Linked DNA regions of Homo sapiens: region 2 is linked to region 1. A link is an interaction called in ENCODE POLR2A ChIA-PET data of the cell type or tissue named here. Cell type or tissue: GM12878. All regions are shown on one strand. Links, peaks and the distances in the headings refer to the core of each region. The heading gives the core; the rest is flanking DNA.

The links. ChIA-PET counts read pairs that join two places held together with the same protein. Peaks named below come from ENCODE experiments on the same cell type or tissue, not always from the same donor. Only the 100,000 strongest peaks of a DNase experiment are listed, where the experiment ranks them.
Region 2: POLR2A ChIA-PET joins it to region 1 with 11 read pairs; 2 of 35 experiments call an interaction of 5 or more read pairs at or near these places.

What each region holds. Positions count from the first base shown.
Region 1 is chr5:137,228,892-137,237,234 of GRCh38, reverse strand. The region is part of intron 3 of SPOCK1 (SPARC (osteonectin), cwcv and kazal like domains proteoglycan 1); the gene reads left to right. Among named protein-coding and RNA genes, the nearest start is that of SPOCK1, 270 kb to the left of the region's middle. RefSeq lists an enhancer at 1,420-2,619. In GM12878, for the core only: no CTCF peak of the experiment used is centred there; a DNase peak (open chromatin) is centred at 1,801; H3K27me3 peaks cover 120 bases.
Region 2 is chr5:137,289,268-137,297,610 of GRCh38, reverse strand. All of the region lies in intron 2 of SPOCK1 (SPARC (osteonectin), cwcv and kazal like domains proteoglycan 1), which reads left to right. Among named protein-coding and RNA genes, the nearest start is that of SPOCK1, 210 kb to the left of the region's middle. In GM12878, for the core only: no CTCF peak of the experiment used is centred there; a DNase peak (open chromatin) is centred at 4,088.

The sequences.
Region 1 (8,343 bases), core at 119-8,118:
CGCTTGACCTCATCTGCACACAGTGCCACCAAATGGAGGAAATAATGATAATTCACTTAACCTGAAAGGCAATTAATGATTTCCATGCAATTACCAGTTGCTTGCCCTTCCCTTTCGGTGCAGAATTCATTCCATTGGCATCGCTGATTTACAAAAGGCAGACTGCTAGCAAGCTAATTGGGTGAAGTCATTATAGAGGACAGTGTGGCTGTGAGCTGGAGCAGTGCTAAAGTGGTTTTCGATAACAGGCCTCTCATCCCTGCGTTGGTCCTCACCCCAGAGTAATTAGATCTGAATGGTATTGGTTGGGGGCTGTGAGGGTGCTATGGGTTTACCAGTGACCAAGTATAGTTTGCTGAAATGAGCTCTTCATTATATTCAGGTATCTTGTCCAGTTCAGGAAGCTCCCAGGCCTGACATATTTCTGTGCTCAGTAGATGTTTTCCTGCTGTGCATCTATATGTGTGACCAGTGGGGAATTGATAAGGGAAAGGAACCAGTTTTTAGGGTCTGCAGAGTGTGTACTTGTATGAGCTGATTCTAAACCATTCCCTCCCCAATCCAGGTCAGATATGACCATAGCCCCAGTCTACATCTCTATACCTCAGGACCTAAGGGCTGGAGACTAGGTTTGGTAGAGCTCAAAGAAACCTGGGCAAGCATGCTCTTATGTACATCTATGCACAGCCTGCCTCTAACATTTGTGGGGCCTACAGGGAGAGTTTAAGCAGAGGTTCACATACCTCCTGTCTAAATAACTAAATCATAAATCAGGCTAACCCACTGTTAAACAATAACATGTGTTCTGTCCTCCTTCCTTGGCAGCTTAACCCTGATAATGCTTGGGGTGTGGCTGTGTGAAAAGAGCTCCCATTCACTGACCACCATTGGCTTCATCCTACTCCATGAAGGGCCTGGTGTGCATGCCGGCAGACAGCCAGCAAGGTGCTGATTGTAACCCCCTCGTCACTGCAAACCACTGCCCCATGGCCTCTCCTGGGCCTAGAGGGCCCTCACTGGCAGCTTAGGCCACCTCAAAAGGATAGACCTGGAGGACAGGCCAGATAGTCATGGAAGGTGGCTCAGGGCCATTTGGGCAGAAAATTCTGGGATCTCAGGGACCAAGGACATGGGCTGGAAAGGCAAAGCATGAGCTCTGGCTGGTCATTTTTTTCTAAGCCCTACAGAAGCCCCACCGCCCTGGGAGGGACGCAGTCAGATCAGGCACAGAGTGGAGGCTCTCCCTGCCTGTGTCTGAGCATGATGCTGGACTTGCAAAATGTTAGCATAGTTTCATTTATCCGGGGCCTCCATCAAAGGAGAGGCTTTAAACACAGACTTTCATGTTCATGTATACACCCCCCACAGACATTAACATGTACGGATGATCAGAAGCCGAACCACCTATGTGAGCTGCCTGCCTCTTGTACTCACACATTCCATCCTTACACACTAACAGACTCCTATACTCCTAGTGGTCATATCTGTACTACTCTTATGTATAAACACACACTCTTTGTAGTTCTCACTTGTCTGCCACACTGTGGCATTCATACCCAGACCCCTGTTGCAAATCTTCACACAGAGCAGTGTTTTCACACAGACACGTGCATCTACCTGCTCACACATGTGTGTATACCCACCAACATTTCACTTGTATACATACCTCCAAACGTAGGCATCTTTCTGCCCATACTCATTTCTCTAACATGTAGCCACACTTTATCTGGGCATGTTTTTCTTGTCAGCACTTGTGATCATTGGTATTACCAGGACTCAGGTTGAAACTAGTGGTTGAAATAAGGCGTTAAGGTTTTGCGTGCAGTTATTTTACAGAGGTTCTACTTATGACTCATGAGTGAATAATGAATACCGGCCACATTGTTTTTCCTGATGACCATAAGGTAATCTGAACATAAACACCCTTTTACCTTGTCTCTCTAGGTGACACACTCCCTCTGAAGGTTTACACTTGCCATCCAACAGGTCAGAGGACTTGGCCATGGCTCCCTGACCTGGATATTTTAGGACAGTATTCAGCATTCCTTACAACATCCTACATCAAAGAAACCATGCAGGAAAGACAAAGTGACGCTAGATCTTCCTGGGAGCCTCAGCTCCCACTTTGCCAATGATTCAGCCCCAAATGTCTGGTCCCCAGGTCACTGCCTACTAGAAGGAGCAGACACAAAGCATGCACTTGGTTTTGTCACTTCCGTAGCAGTACTGTCTCTGAGATGAAATAATATGTGCTCAGTGAGGCACTTCCAGGTCAGCAATATTTAGGCAAAAACCCTTTAATGTCAGTGTTGTAAGATGTTCATCTCTCTGATGAGCAATTTTTATTGGAAGAATGTTTGGTATTTAGTAATATACTTGTCAAACCTAAGAAACACATTAGTACATCACTAATTAACTAAACTCCAGACTTCGATCAGTTGGTGAACATGGTGTTTTTCAGGCTGCCTCTCTGTAAAGCCATGATTTCCCCTTTCCCTACTCTTCTTTGGAGGCAAGTCACTAACCCTAGCCCACCCTCAAGGGGAGGAGGGGAGGAATTAAGGTCTGTTTCCTGTAGGGACCAGCGTCTACATATATTATTTAGAATTGTATTGAAAGAAATATCTCACTCACCCTAACTTTTAAAAAGATACAATGGGATATGATATGATTTATGGCCTGGACAAGATCGTATAGACTTGTTTCTTTCTGCTCTTCTCTGTTAAATATGATAATAAACGCTGGAAATAGCACAAGAGGCAACCAAAAGAGAATGATGAAAGTGGTAAGAAGGTGAGCTGGTTTGGGAGTCCAGTGCTGGAAAGGCGATGCAGCAGCAGGGCATCTACATCCTCCCCTTGCCCAACAGGAGAAGGTGGCCCAGGCATGGTGTTTCCTGACCCACCACCCAGCAGAAGAAAGCAGCCCCAGCAGGGTAAGAGGCTGAACCCAGCCCCAGGGTAAGAGGCTAAGGGAAATACTGGCCTCCCTGCTGGTCCTGAGAATCCTGTCCTCTACTGAGAGAGGCCACAGTGTCTGGGGGCCATCAGCAGAACAGGCCCCACAATAAGTGGCCTGGTATGGGAAGCCTCTTTATCCCTGTGAGCTCAAAACTCCTTTTCCCTACCCAGAGACACCTGGGCAGCTGGGGACACTGGCAGAGGGCACTCAGGATGTCTTCTCATCCTCATGGACCTCAGACTGTCCTTTCCAGCCAGGTGACACTAGATGGCCTGGTCTGAGGAAACCCTTTGCCTTGAAGAACAAGGCAAGAATGTCTGCTCTCACCACTCTTATTCATCCTAGTACTGGAAATTGTGGTCACTGCAGTGAGGCAAGAAAAATAAATAAAGGGCACTGGAAGAAATAAAGCTGTGCCTATTGGCAGATCACATAGTTGTGTAGTAAATCCCAAGAAATTTTTTTTAAAGGAAATACAGCCTCCTAGAATCAGTAAGTGAGATCGGCAAAGTCACAGGATACAAGATCAATAACCAAAAAAAAAAAAAAAAAAAAAAAAAGTGCATATCCTCATACTAACAATGAATATGTGAAAATTGAAGTTAATATCATGTATAATTACTCCAAAGAAAAAGAAATATTTAGATATACACTTAAGACATGTATAGCAGGGGTCCCCAGTCCCCAGGCCATGGACTAGTACTGGTCCATGGCCTGTTAGGAACAGGGTCACACAGCAGGAGGTGAGCGACAGGTGAGCAAGCAGAGCTTTATCTGTATTTACAGTCACTCCCCATTGCTTGCATCACTGCCTGAGCTCCACCTCCTGTCAGATCAGCAGCAGCATTAGATTCTCATAGGCACATGAACCCTGTTGTGAACTGCACATGTTAGGGGTCTAGGTTGTGCTCTTCTTATGAGAATCTAATGCCTGATGATCTGTCACTGTCTCTCATCATCCCCAGATGGAACCATTTAGATTCAGGAAAATAAGCTCAGGGCTCCCACTGATTCTATGTTATGGTGAGTTGTATAATTATTTCATATGTATGTAATAATAGAAATAAAGTACACAATAAATATAATGTACTTGAATCATCCTGAAACCATCCCTGCCTGCCCCTCCCCTGGTCCATGGAAAAACTGTCTTCTATGAAACAAGTCCCTGGTGCCAAAAAGGGTGAGGACTGCTGATATTTAGGATCGGTATTCTGAATATTGTCAAATGGTGATGCAGGTCTAGAAAGGAGTCCAAGTAGGCAAATACAATGAGCAGGACTGGGATTAACCACAGTATGTTCCATGTAGCCTGAAACAAAGATCTTCCCTCCATCCATGATAGTGCGGAATAACACATCTATTTCAACTGACAAATACAAATTGTATTATATTTACAGTGTAAAAAACACTGATGATAGAAATCAAAGAAGACCTGAATGAACAGAAAGACATATCTCGTTAATGGATTTGGAGACTTAACATGGTAAAGATGTTCATTTTCTCCAAATTGCTATACAGGTTCAATGAAATTCCTATCAAAATTGCAGCAAGGTTTTTTGGTAAACATGGATAAGGTTATTCTGAAAATTTATATGGAAAGGCACAGGCCCTAGAATAGCTAAAGTGATTTTGACAAAGAAGAATAAAGTAGGAGGAATCACTCTACCTGATTTTAAGGCTTACTGTATAGCTACAGTAATCAAGACAGTGTGGTACTGGCAGGGGGATAGACACATGGATCCGTGAAACAGAATAGATAACCCAGAAAGAGAGCCAGGCAAATATACTCAACTGCTTTTTGACAAAGGTGCAATTCAAGGGAGAAAAGACAGCCTTTCCAATAAGTGATGCGGGAGCAGCTGGACATTCATAGGCAAAGAAACGAATCTGGACCGAAGCCTCATCCATAGACAGAAATTCACTCAAAATGCATCATGAACTTAAATGTAAAATTTAAAACTATACAACTTTTAGGAAAAAAACATTAAAAATCTTCAGGATTTAGGCCTAGACAAAGAATTCAGACTTGACACCAAAAACCTGATTCATAAGAGGAAAGTTTGGTAAACTGGGCTTATTAAAAAATTTTTAAAAAAGGGTGAAAAACTCTGTTAAGAAGTGAAAAGACAAACTAGACTGGAAAATATTTGCAAATCACATATCTTACAGGTGGCAAGTGTTGAGAATATGTAAAGAACTCTTAAAACTCAAGAGTGAAAAAACAAGCCAATCTGAAATGAGTAAAAGATATGAAGAGACATTCACCAAGGAGAATATATACAGATGGCATGTAAGAACATGAAATGATGTTCACCATCATCAGGGAAATGCAAGTTAAAGTGTAACAGTGGGATATCACTAGACACCTAACAGAATGGCTAAAGTGAAAAATAGTGGCAACACCCAATGCTGGCAAGGTTGTGGAGAAACTGAATAACTCCTGTGTTCCTGGTGGGAATGTAAAGTGACATAGTCACTGTGGAATGCTAGTACCATACAGGGCAGCAATTGCACTCTTGAGCATTTATCCCAGAGAAATGAAAATGTATGTTCATGTAAGAACCTGCACATGAGTGTTTATTAGCAGCTTTATTTACAATAGCTACAATCTGGAATCAGGCCAGAGGGCCTTCAGTGAGTGAGTGGTTAAACCAGCTGTAGCATATCCATACCATGGAATAGTACTTTGCAATAATAAAGGAATGCACTGCTGATACATGCAACATCCTGGGTGAATCTTCAGGAAATTTTGCTGAGTGAAAAAAGTCAGTCCCCAAAATGTTAGACTGTATAATTATATAATATTTTTGAAATGCCCACATTTTAGAAATGGAGAAAAGATTGATAGTTGCCAGGGGTTAGGGATAGTAGGGGAACAAGGGGGCAGGGTCAGCAGGAAGGTGGGTGGGTTATAAAAGGGTGACACCAGCCGGGTGCGGTGGCTCACGCCTATAATCCCAGCACTTTGGGAGGCTGAAGTGGGTCTCCATCACCTGAGGACAGGAGTTCGAGACCAGCCTGGCCAACATGGTGAAACCCTGCCTCTACTAAAAATACAAAAATTAGCTGGTTGTGGTGGCGCATGCCTATAATCTCAGCTACTCAGGAGGCTGAGGCAGGAGGATCACTTGAACCCGGGAAGGTGGAGGTTACAGTGAGCCAAGATCATGCCATTATACTCCAGCCTGGGGGACAAGAGTGAAACTCCATCTCAAAAAAAAAAAAGGGGGTAACACCAGGGATCCTTGTGGTGATGGAACTGTTTTGTATTTGACCATGGTAGTGGATACAGGAAGGTATACATGTGATGGAATTTTGTGGAACTAGGCATACATACACACACATACACAAATAGTGCAAATACAGTTATACTTAGTTTTGTAAGAAGTCACTTTCTGGGGAGGTTGGGTAAAGGAAAATGGAATGTTTTGTAAGAAGTCACTTTCTGGGGAGGTTGGGTAAAGGAAAATGGAATGTCTCTGGATTATTTCTTACAACTGCATATGAATCCACAATGATCTCAACAAAAAAATTCAATAAAAAGATATGATGTGATGTGATCAGGTTTAATATATTTTGAAAGTATTCAAAATGATCAAACAGGTCCTATTATAATATTTTCAGAAAAGGATATAGAAAAGGACTAAACAATGTGACATCTGAAATTCCTATCCCCAAAGTTGATAGATAAATAGGAAATAATTTAATACATATCAGTTTAATTCTGATGCTATATATTTTTTAAAATGAAGTTTTACTTTTCTTCTTACAGAAGTAGTAAAGACTCTTTATGTTTAAAATTTCCAAATAAACACAAGGAATAAAATAAACATTACCTATGAGTGTTTGCTTTTTAATAGACAGCCCAGGCTGTGGTGTTTTGTTTTGCTCTCGCTGTTTCCTTCTAACATTCATTTTGCAGGAAGCTGATGGGGCGATTTTTCTTTCCAAGGAGAATCCCCAAGTCCTTGGGTGTGAATGTCTTTTTCTGACTGGCTGGGTCTGTCTTTCTGCAGGGATGCTATTGGTTTGAGACAAGGCTCTTGCACAAAGTTTAAGAAGTTAGCTACCCAAGAGACTACAACCAAGCATGCATCTTACGTGCACTCAGTGGCTCTGAGTTTATGTTAGGTTGTTGCCAAAAGATGTTTGCATATAAAGAAAGATGGGGCAAGCTTAGTTTCCAGAGTATCCAATCTTGTCTCTGACTGGCCCCTTTTGTTAAGAGTGGAGCATGGGCGAGTCTTGCATTGCCTTTCCTTCATTGGCCAAAGGCTGCCTTCATTGTCACTACTCTACAGCAGGGGTCCCCTACCCATGGGCTGCACAGCAGGAGGTGAGCGGCAGGGTGAGTGAGCCTTACTGCCTGAGCTCTGCCTCCTGTCAGATCAGTTGCGGTATTAGATTCTCATAGGAGTACGAACCCTATTGTGAGCTGTACATGTGAGGGACCTAGGTTGTGCACTCCTTATGAGAATCTAATGCCTGATGATTTGAGGTGGAACAGTTTCATCCTGAAACCATCTCTGTGCACCCCCTTCCCCCAACCCCACCTCCTGGTCTGTGGAAAAATTTGCTTCCACGAACTGGTCCCTGGTGCCAAAAAGGCTGGGGACTGCTGCTCTACAGCACAGTGACAAGGCTGCTCCTAGCTTAATACATCTCTCGTCTGAGCCCCCTGTTATGGACATCTGTTGTTTGGTCTGACCAGACATTAGCCATCCACCTTTCTAGCAGATGGGTCTCTCCTCTTGCCTAATCTTGTGATTCAAGTGAGAGTGTCATCTTCCCATAGGGTCTGTCTCCTGATCAAAAGGAGTGACTGGGGGCCTGAGAGCTACCAGAGGTGTCTCTAGGACCTGGTACTAGACTAGCCTCTGGTACCAGTCATCCTCGAGACCAGCCCCCCTTTTAGCTGTTTGTTTTTATGAGCTAGGGAGGTGTATTCCTTGGCTGAGCTAGTTCACATTGAGTTTCCTTCACATGCATTCACATGTCCCAATTCATACTTTTGCCAAGATCAATATACATTATTTTCTTTTTTTCTCCCCTTTATCTTACTGTTCTTAACTATAAATGGAAAGGCAAAAATAAGTTCATCATTTTATTCTGTCTGTAAGTTTCCTGCTGTATCCCAGTCAAGATAGGTTGAAGATTCCCATTGTATGTCTACTGGGGATGATGCTTTTCCAGGAGCAGCTGCAGTCTGACCACAAATTCCCCTAATCAGAATTTAAGAAGGCCTGGACTGGGCAGCCCAGGTTGCTCCCAGTGCCTGTATTTGCAGTGCGTGAGCTCGGCTGGTTACTGGAAGCCACCCAGGGTAAGTTCTAACAAATTCATGAATCAAGACCAATGCGGGATTGCAGAAGTATATTTAGA
Region 2 (8,343 bases), core at 258-8,257, 60 kb before region 1:
AGGCCAGAAGGGACCCCTCCCCTCACAAAAGAGAGACACACCTCATAGTCTCCTTAAAACATAGTCTGATACTTATCGTTGTTAAAACAATTCATGCCTGCTATAGAAAGGCATAAAGGAAGAAATGTCTCTTATCACTAAGAGGTAGCTACCCTTAAGTTTTTTTTATATTTGCTTCCACTGTGTTTTTGTTGTGCATGCTTAACAAAAATCCCAATTTTTTCAGTTATAATTTCATAAAATATTCTCATTATTTCAGATTCTTTGGAAGCATCTTTTCTAATGTATCATGATATGCTGTGGAGTGAATGAATCATAGTTTACTCAGTAATTCCAAAGGAGACGCATTCTGAGGACAGTCTTAATTAAAGGGAGATAAGTAGACACATACACACTTATTTGTATAAAAATATACATGTATGTGTGTATTCACACACATAAAGATATGCATACATACATGTATGTGTGTGTATATACATCCCTCTTTAATTGAAGCTTAACTTCAAGAAAAGGCAAAAAGAAAATATACATACATATTATGTTTATATACATATACACATATGTATCTATTGCATGTGTATGTATGTATTGTGTGTTTGTACATATATACACACATAGATACTCTTGTCTGTCCTTCTTGAGGTGCACTCCAGCTAAAATTCTTTAAGCAAAGTACATTGCAGTTCATTGGGATTAGCTGTGCCTATCTCCCCGTTTTGCAGGAGGGCTTGGGTAGCCTGGTCTCAGGAAGCCTGCTGTTAGGTCTCTGCTATTCCATACATGGGCTTCTTCAAATCCCAAGTCCCCAGTCTCCCACCTGTGTGAGCCTGTGTCAAGATTCTGCATAGCATTGAATGTACCTTTTAACCTGTCTCTCTGGGATGATGAATTATGCTAGTCCGGACATCTCCACCAGTCCTTCCAGAGGAAAGCCCTAAACTGTGATTTATCGGTGCTTGTCACAGATGAGTGCTATTTACTTATGAGGCCTGCATTAGTGCCAGGTCAGTGGGAAAGCCTTTTCATCCCCTGATTCACTGGGCAGCACTTGTCCAACAGTAATGTTCACAGACAGAGCCGGGAGCACAATTTCACAGCCTGGATGCTCCTTTAGTTCGCGTTCAGTCGGCCATGCCATGCTTTGCAGTCACCCATCCCAGCCTCTCCATTACTTGGACGCCCAGCCTTGCTGCTTTGCTCATCACTCGTGACTAGAAATGACGTCCTTTAATGCAACCTGAGTCCTGAGTTTGAATGCGGGCTCCCCTTGCGTGACTTGGTGATATTTGAGAAAGGCATGCATATTGCCTTTCTGTGCTTTTGTTTCCTCAGCTTCTGACTTAGTCTGTTCAGGCCACGGTAACAACAATACCATATGTTGGGTGGCTTGTAAACAACAGATACTTATTTCTCACTGTCTGGAAGCTGGGAAGTCCAAGATCCAGGCACTGGCAGATTCATCATCTGAAGAGGGCCCATTCCTCATAGATGCTGTTTTCTCACTGTGTCCTCATGTGGCAGAAGGAATGCGGGGTCTCTTCAGGGTCTCTTTTATGAGGGCACTAATCCCATTCATGAGGGCTGTGCCCTCACAACCTAATCACCTCCTGAAGACTCTACCTCCTGACACCTCACATTGGGGGTTAGGTATCAACAAAAAATCTGGGGGAGACACAAACATTCAGCCCATAGCAACTTCTTAACAGGAATAAGAGTAAACCACCCCCTACTGAGTTGTTCAGAAGATTCAGGAAGGTGATAAATGAGGAAAAACACTGTAAAATGAAGTAGTATGCCATGTGTATTTATTATTTTAATATATAACTCCACTCATATTTGATTCACATAAATCAGAAACCACACCCAATAATATGTATTTTTTTTTTTTCAGTAAAAATGTATTAACTAAACTTGCTTGGTCAGTGAAGTGAGTGTACCCTTAACTCCCTGATGCCAGCATTATAAACAGTGTCTGTAGTTGGCCTGTACTGGGGGAAAAAGTCACGTGGCTACTTTAGCAAATACTGGGTCCTTTAATTCTCAGCCTTCATTGCAATTGTAAAATTGTCAGAAGTGATAAAGTTGTATTTTTCTTAAATGAAATAAGTGGAGAATTGTTCATTGGCTGGCCCTGTGGTGAGCTCTTCGATCCAACAGTTTTGATGAAACATAGACATGCTCATCTCTGTTTCCAGGGAATATTAGCTCTGTGCTGCTGGTGGTAGAGCTCTAAGGAGGAACAGTGGCAAGTAGGGTAGATATAAAGTGAGCTTTCATGGAGGCAGTGACATTTAGAGCAACACAGTGACCACTGAGTAGCATTATGTGAAAGGCATGTCGATTTGTGACTGCAGGGGACATAGTTTATTGTAGAATGTTGGGGAAGTACAGAAAAGCATAAAGAACAAAAAACAGCTGTATTGCAGCCATGCAGGTGAACTTTGGTTGTATATCTAGGTATTTATTCAGGGTATTTGTGCAGTATCTCCCGTGGGTCAAGTGCTGGGATGCATCAGTGACCAGAATGAAATACCTGCCCTCATGCAGCTGATGTCCTAGAGGGAGTAGAGGAAGACAGGCAATAAATGAGTGATGAATCCTACAGAGAAAAATAAAGGGAGAAGGGCAGTGCCAGAAGTAGGAGATCATGGGGGTGGAAAGAGGAGTTTGGTCTTCTTTTAATAGCTAGTGAAGGAAGGATTCATTTGTAAAGGGCAGCTGGGCAGAGATCTCAAGAAAGAGGTAGTAAGCTATGTGGATATCTGAAGGAAAAATATTTCAGATAAGAAAACAGCAAGTGCAAAGGCCCTGAGGCAAGAATGTGCCTGAAACGTTGCTGCAGCAGCAGATCAGAGTGACTGGAGCAGAGTGAACCAGAGGGGAGAGATGGAAAGTAGGAGAAGCAATAGGGTCAAATCCTGGTCCTGGAACATCTTCCCTTCTCTGTGGGATGCTGTCTTTATTTATGTATAGAACCCTGGGTAGGAATGCCAGCTGATATGTGGAAAATAATGGAAAATGTCAGTTTGAGATAAGGGAGGTGACAACTTCCACGGCCTTGGCCTTTGTGTTTTCAGTTGAGCTCATCTACATGGAGGCAGTGTGTTGTGATGGAGACAGCATGGGTGTTGGAATTGTAGGACTTGTGTTCAACTCTTGACTGTGTCCTGGCCAGCCCTGCATCCTTGGGCAGATCACTTAGCTTCTTGGATCTCAGTCTCTTCACCTATAAAACGTAACTAATACAGGGTTTTTGAGAGACTTATAATGCACAGTATGTACTCAATCCAAGCCATTTTGCCTGTATCTATTAATATAGGAAATTGCTGTAGTTTTTCTCATGATGGAAATAAATATGATCTAGTACAGCTAACTCTCAATTATTTTTTCTTAGATGCTGCTGTTTCATCTAGTACCATATGGTTCGATAAAGAAGCCAAAAGACATATGTGGCCATTTAAATTTAAATTCATTGAAATTAAATAAGATTAAATGCTCAATTCCTCAGTCATACTAGTGATATTTCAAGAGGTCATTAGCCCAGTGGCTACTGTTTTGGGCAGTGCAGAATAGGGACCATTTCCAGCACCACTTTTTGAGATGGAGTGTCGCTCTGTCACCCAGGCTGGAGTGCAGTGCTATCTCGGCTCACTGCAAGCTCCGCCTCCCGGGTTCATGCCATTCTCCTGCCTCAGCCTCCCGAGTAGCTGGGACTACAGGCGCATGCCACCACGCCCGGCTAATTTTTTTGTATTTTTAGTAGAGACGGGGTTTCACCGTGTTAGCGAGGATGGTCTCGATCTCCTGACCTCATGATCCACCCGCCTCGGCCTCCCAAAGTGCTGGGATTACAGGCGTGAGCCACCACGCCCGGTGCATCGTTGAAAGTTTTATTGGATGGCGCTGCCCTACAGCAAGTGTCAAGCTTCTGCTTATTCCGAGCTCTTGTCTGTGTATAGGGAAAGTGGTATTACCTTTCTTTATGGTAGTATTCATGATTCATACCAGGAGCACACTCACACTGGGGAGGGGCAAGGTGGGATTTCAGAGCCCCATGACAGGTTTCCTGAATCAGAATTTCTGTGGGTAAGTCCCAGGGATCTGCCTCTTTTTTTTCACTTCCTCTGTGATTCTGATGCAGGCTAAAGTTTGAGATTTGAAGCTCTAGAGGGCATTGTCAGAATTTATTAAAGCATGTAGTCCATCCTAAAATGCTCAGATGATGCAAGCTACAGAATTGCAGAATATTAGTACTAATTGCATATTGCTTTGGTGGATCACTTTCCTTCATCATGGTCCACTTGAGATTAAACTAATTTGTTGGGCTCTGTGAACTCCCCTGGAGACAGCATTTCATGTGCTCTAATAAAAGCTGCCAAAGTCTTATTTGTGCTTTCAAAATATTCCTGAAATAAATGGTGCTGTGTGTTCGTTTATTAGATTTATTTAAAGAAATAAGCCCAATACCCAATGGCCTACAATGTGCATCAAAAAAAAAAAAAAAAAAAAAAAAAAAAAAAATTCAACAAACCAACTGCAGAATTGAATGAAACAGCAGTGGCCACAGTTTTCTTAAAAGAATGTGCCAGATGGGTACTGGTCACAGGGGATTACTAGTGACCCTAGTAATAAACAAGATTACAAGAAGATAAACAAGATTAAAATGAAATTATTTCTTACTCCAAATCAGGATTTTCCGCCGTGTTTGCAGCAGCGACTCTGAGGGAAATGTGGCCTGCAAAGAGTTTACTGTCATGGTGCCAGTTTCGTGTTTGTCCAGTGATAAATCAGTGGATTTATGGGTTTAATTACCTCTTATTGCCAACTCCCTTCCTATCTGAATATACGAATTTAAAAGTTAGGATGTGTATCTACAGGTAGTAAAATACCATTTTGTTCTTTCTCAGTGGCTGAATCCTGTATGGAATGAAAATCAAAGGAAAATCTTAAAGATGCGTCAGTGCATTACGCTGTAGAGATTCATGTGCAGAAGACTAGCTGGCTATGCACTAGTTCTGTCCTGGGAAGGGCTTCGTTCTAACAATTGTTTTCTCTGGAAGGTGATGGGTGACTCCATCTTTTCAGATCACATCCACACCCATGGTAGCTGCCCCAGCATTTTGGTCTGGCTCCTCCAACTTTTTTTTTTTTTTTTTTTTTTTTTTTTTTTTTTTTTTTTTTTTTAACTACACCAGTGAATGGACAGCATAGGGTTTTCCTATGAAACCAAGCTCCTTCCTTTTCTGGATGCTGAGCAACACTTTTAGGGGTTTAGCTTAGGGTAGTTCCCATTCGAAACTCTCCTCAGGGGTAATTAAGACTGTTCAGCTTCACCCCCTTTAGTCTGCAGTTTCTTGCTTTGGAAAATATTCCTTCCTCATCCCTCATCCAGAGACCTCTACTGTGTTAGGATTCTCATGGTTACACATGAATGAAATTTAGTTCAGGCTGGCTTACATACAAAGCCGAGTTATTGTTCCCTGTAATTTGAAAGTTCTTTGTTGGACTTCAGGCATGGCTGCATCCAGGCTTGCACTCGCTTTCTCCTCTCTCTTGGCTGCAGCTCCTTTGGCACATTGGATTTATTCTCAGAGATGCTTTTATCACATGACTGGGAAGATCTTCTCTGGCAGTTCCAAGCCAGCCTCTTCCTAATAGGGCCATGTGGAGAGAGAACCCTTTCTCTCTGGCATCCACATGCAAACAGGAAGGGTTTTTACCAAGCTGTGAAGGTCATGCATCCATTCCTTGATGCATTGCTGTGGCAAGGAGTGTGAGCTCACAGTGGCCAGCCTGGCTGGGGGTGTGGTCAGCCATGCCTGGACCTTACGTAAATGGTTTGCTTGGAAGAAGGGGGAAGCCTGTGGGACAGATAAAACAGAGGTCCTCTCCACCACTCCAGGCAGGGCATGTCCAAGCCTCCCATCAGCTTTCATTTGCATGGAGTTCTCATAGCTCAGCTTACCCCTCTCCTTGCTCAAGGGAGCTCCGTTATTTGCTGCATTTGGTTCTAGCCTGGACATATAAAGCAGTCTTATAGGTGTGAACTCCTTTGCCCATACCTGACCTCAGTTGTGGTGGCCTCCTGGAGTTGCCATGGAAACACCATGATGTCAGGGCCTGTTCTGATTCTGGTTTGTAGGACCTGGGAGATCTTACTGACCTTTCAGGTGAAGGAATTACACACTTGCAACCTGCCTGTGCCCCTCCCTGGCTGTGTAAAGTTAACTCTTTTGAGCCTCACGTTTTTCATCTTTCAAATAGGGCCAGTAATCATAGCTAGATTAGAGGACTGTTGTGAGAATTAAATCAAATTTGGGACAGAGAGCTTGCTTAGCCTGTTGCCTGTCATGTGGTTGGTGCCCATCCCTGGTGGCTCTGCTCCTCCAGTGTCTGTCTGCTCTTTTCTGGGCTGGCATGCATGCTTCTGCTGAGGCAGATGGATGGATTTCCTATTCTATAGATCACCAGGTAGTTCAGGGAGGTGGTCAATTGTGCTGTTAAGCATGTGGGTTCTGGATCAAGACTACCAGGTGAATCTAGGCTCTGGCTTTTACCAGCTGTGTGTCCTCAGGCCAACCCCCAAATTCCTCTGTGCTTAGTTACTTCACTTGAAAAATAAAAGAGAGAGTAATGAGGATTACATCAATTGAGATGTTTTATGCACTTGGAAAGATACCAGCACTTAGTAAGCGATCAATATGTTAATTACTACTTGTGCCAGTACTAGGCTTCCCTTGTGCCTTTCTGGCTTTCCAGACCTGTCAGGGTTGAGACTAGACAAGGGCCCCGCTTCTCCCTAACTGTGGGATGTACGCCTTCAGCAGTTCACCTGGTATTAGGAAACCTGTCCGTTCTGCCATATGAAGGTTTCCCTGGAAATACCTTTTTCTGGCTCAGAGTATTTCTTTATTTACAACTAAGCAGTGGCCCATGTCAATCATATCAAGACATCAGAATAGCCTGTTTCTGTTTCACTTATTTCTCAAACCTTTATTAAAATGTGATACGCATGTGTGCAAAGTACATGAATAGAATGGACTTACCACAAAGTGAGCACACCCATGTAACCATCCCTGAGATCAAGAAACAGAATATTACTGTTACTCCAAAAGCCTCGCTCATGCTCCCCTAATTGTATTCTCCTCCTGACTCCTTTCACCTCCCTTGTTTCCAAAGGATACTGCTGTTCTAACTTTTCATCATATGTTAGTTTTGCCCTTTTTTGAACTTTATATAGATGGATAGATGGACTCACACAGTTTATATTCTTCTATGTCTGGCCTTTTGTCAGTCACTGTTATGTAGGTAATATCATCTCTGGTAATGCATAGCAATTTTTTTTTATGTGTAAAATTCAGTTGTGTGAACATAACACAATGTCCATTTGATTAATATTCCTGGTGGATATTTGAGTTTTTTCAAATGAGGGTAATTTTGAGTATTTCTGCTTATGAACATTTCTGTTGAGATCTTTTTGTATTCCTGTACTCATTTCCATTGGGTAAAATCCTAGGGTTGGAGTTGCTGGGCTGTGAGGTTCATGTGCTTATCTTCAGTTCCTATTGCCAAACAGTTTTCTGAAGCAGCTGTAGCACTTTAATGCTGCCCTCCTGCCAGCAGTGTGCAGGAGTTCCAGTTGCTCCACATCTTTTCTTATGCTCGGTATGGCCATTATCTTTTAGTTTTTAGGCATTCTGGTATATTTTGGCCTATGGGTATCCTATTTTGTAAAGTGCCTATTCATACTTTCTGTGTCTTATTTTTAATTGGATTATCTGTCTTTTTCTTATTGATTGGTATAAGTTCTATATGCAAGCCATTTGTTGGTTTTAAGTGATGCAAGTATCTTCTCTCTCACTATGTGGCTTGGCTTTTCACTCTCTTTTTGGTGTTTTTTTGAGGTGGGAGATGCTTTATGAATTTTATTCTTTGCATGCTCATTCCCGTATGCATTTTAAAGCAAGATCTGGGAAAATGTGGTTTTCCTCCTCTTGTTGAGCAGGATATACAGCTCTAATGGCTTTGTTCTAGCTTCAACCAACACATCTCTAGCTGGGAAACTTGTTGTCTTTCTCCCCTGAATTGCTGCTTCTTTATGATAAAAAAGTACCACTTTCTCCCACCTTTGCCTCTGGCTTACATGTTAGACCTCTTTTTAAAGGACTCATTTCCACTGGGTAAAATCCAAAGAGTCACTGACTCTTTGGATCATATTTTAGACCATGGAACCAGAATGTGCCGTGTTTTAAAGAAAAGCAACAAGCCAATCAAGTATTTCCTTTAACCATTTTCCCTTAAAATAGTTATATGATGAGCAGGCCTTGGAAAGAAAAAAAGGAG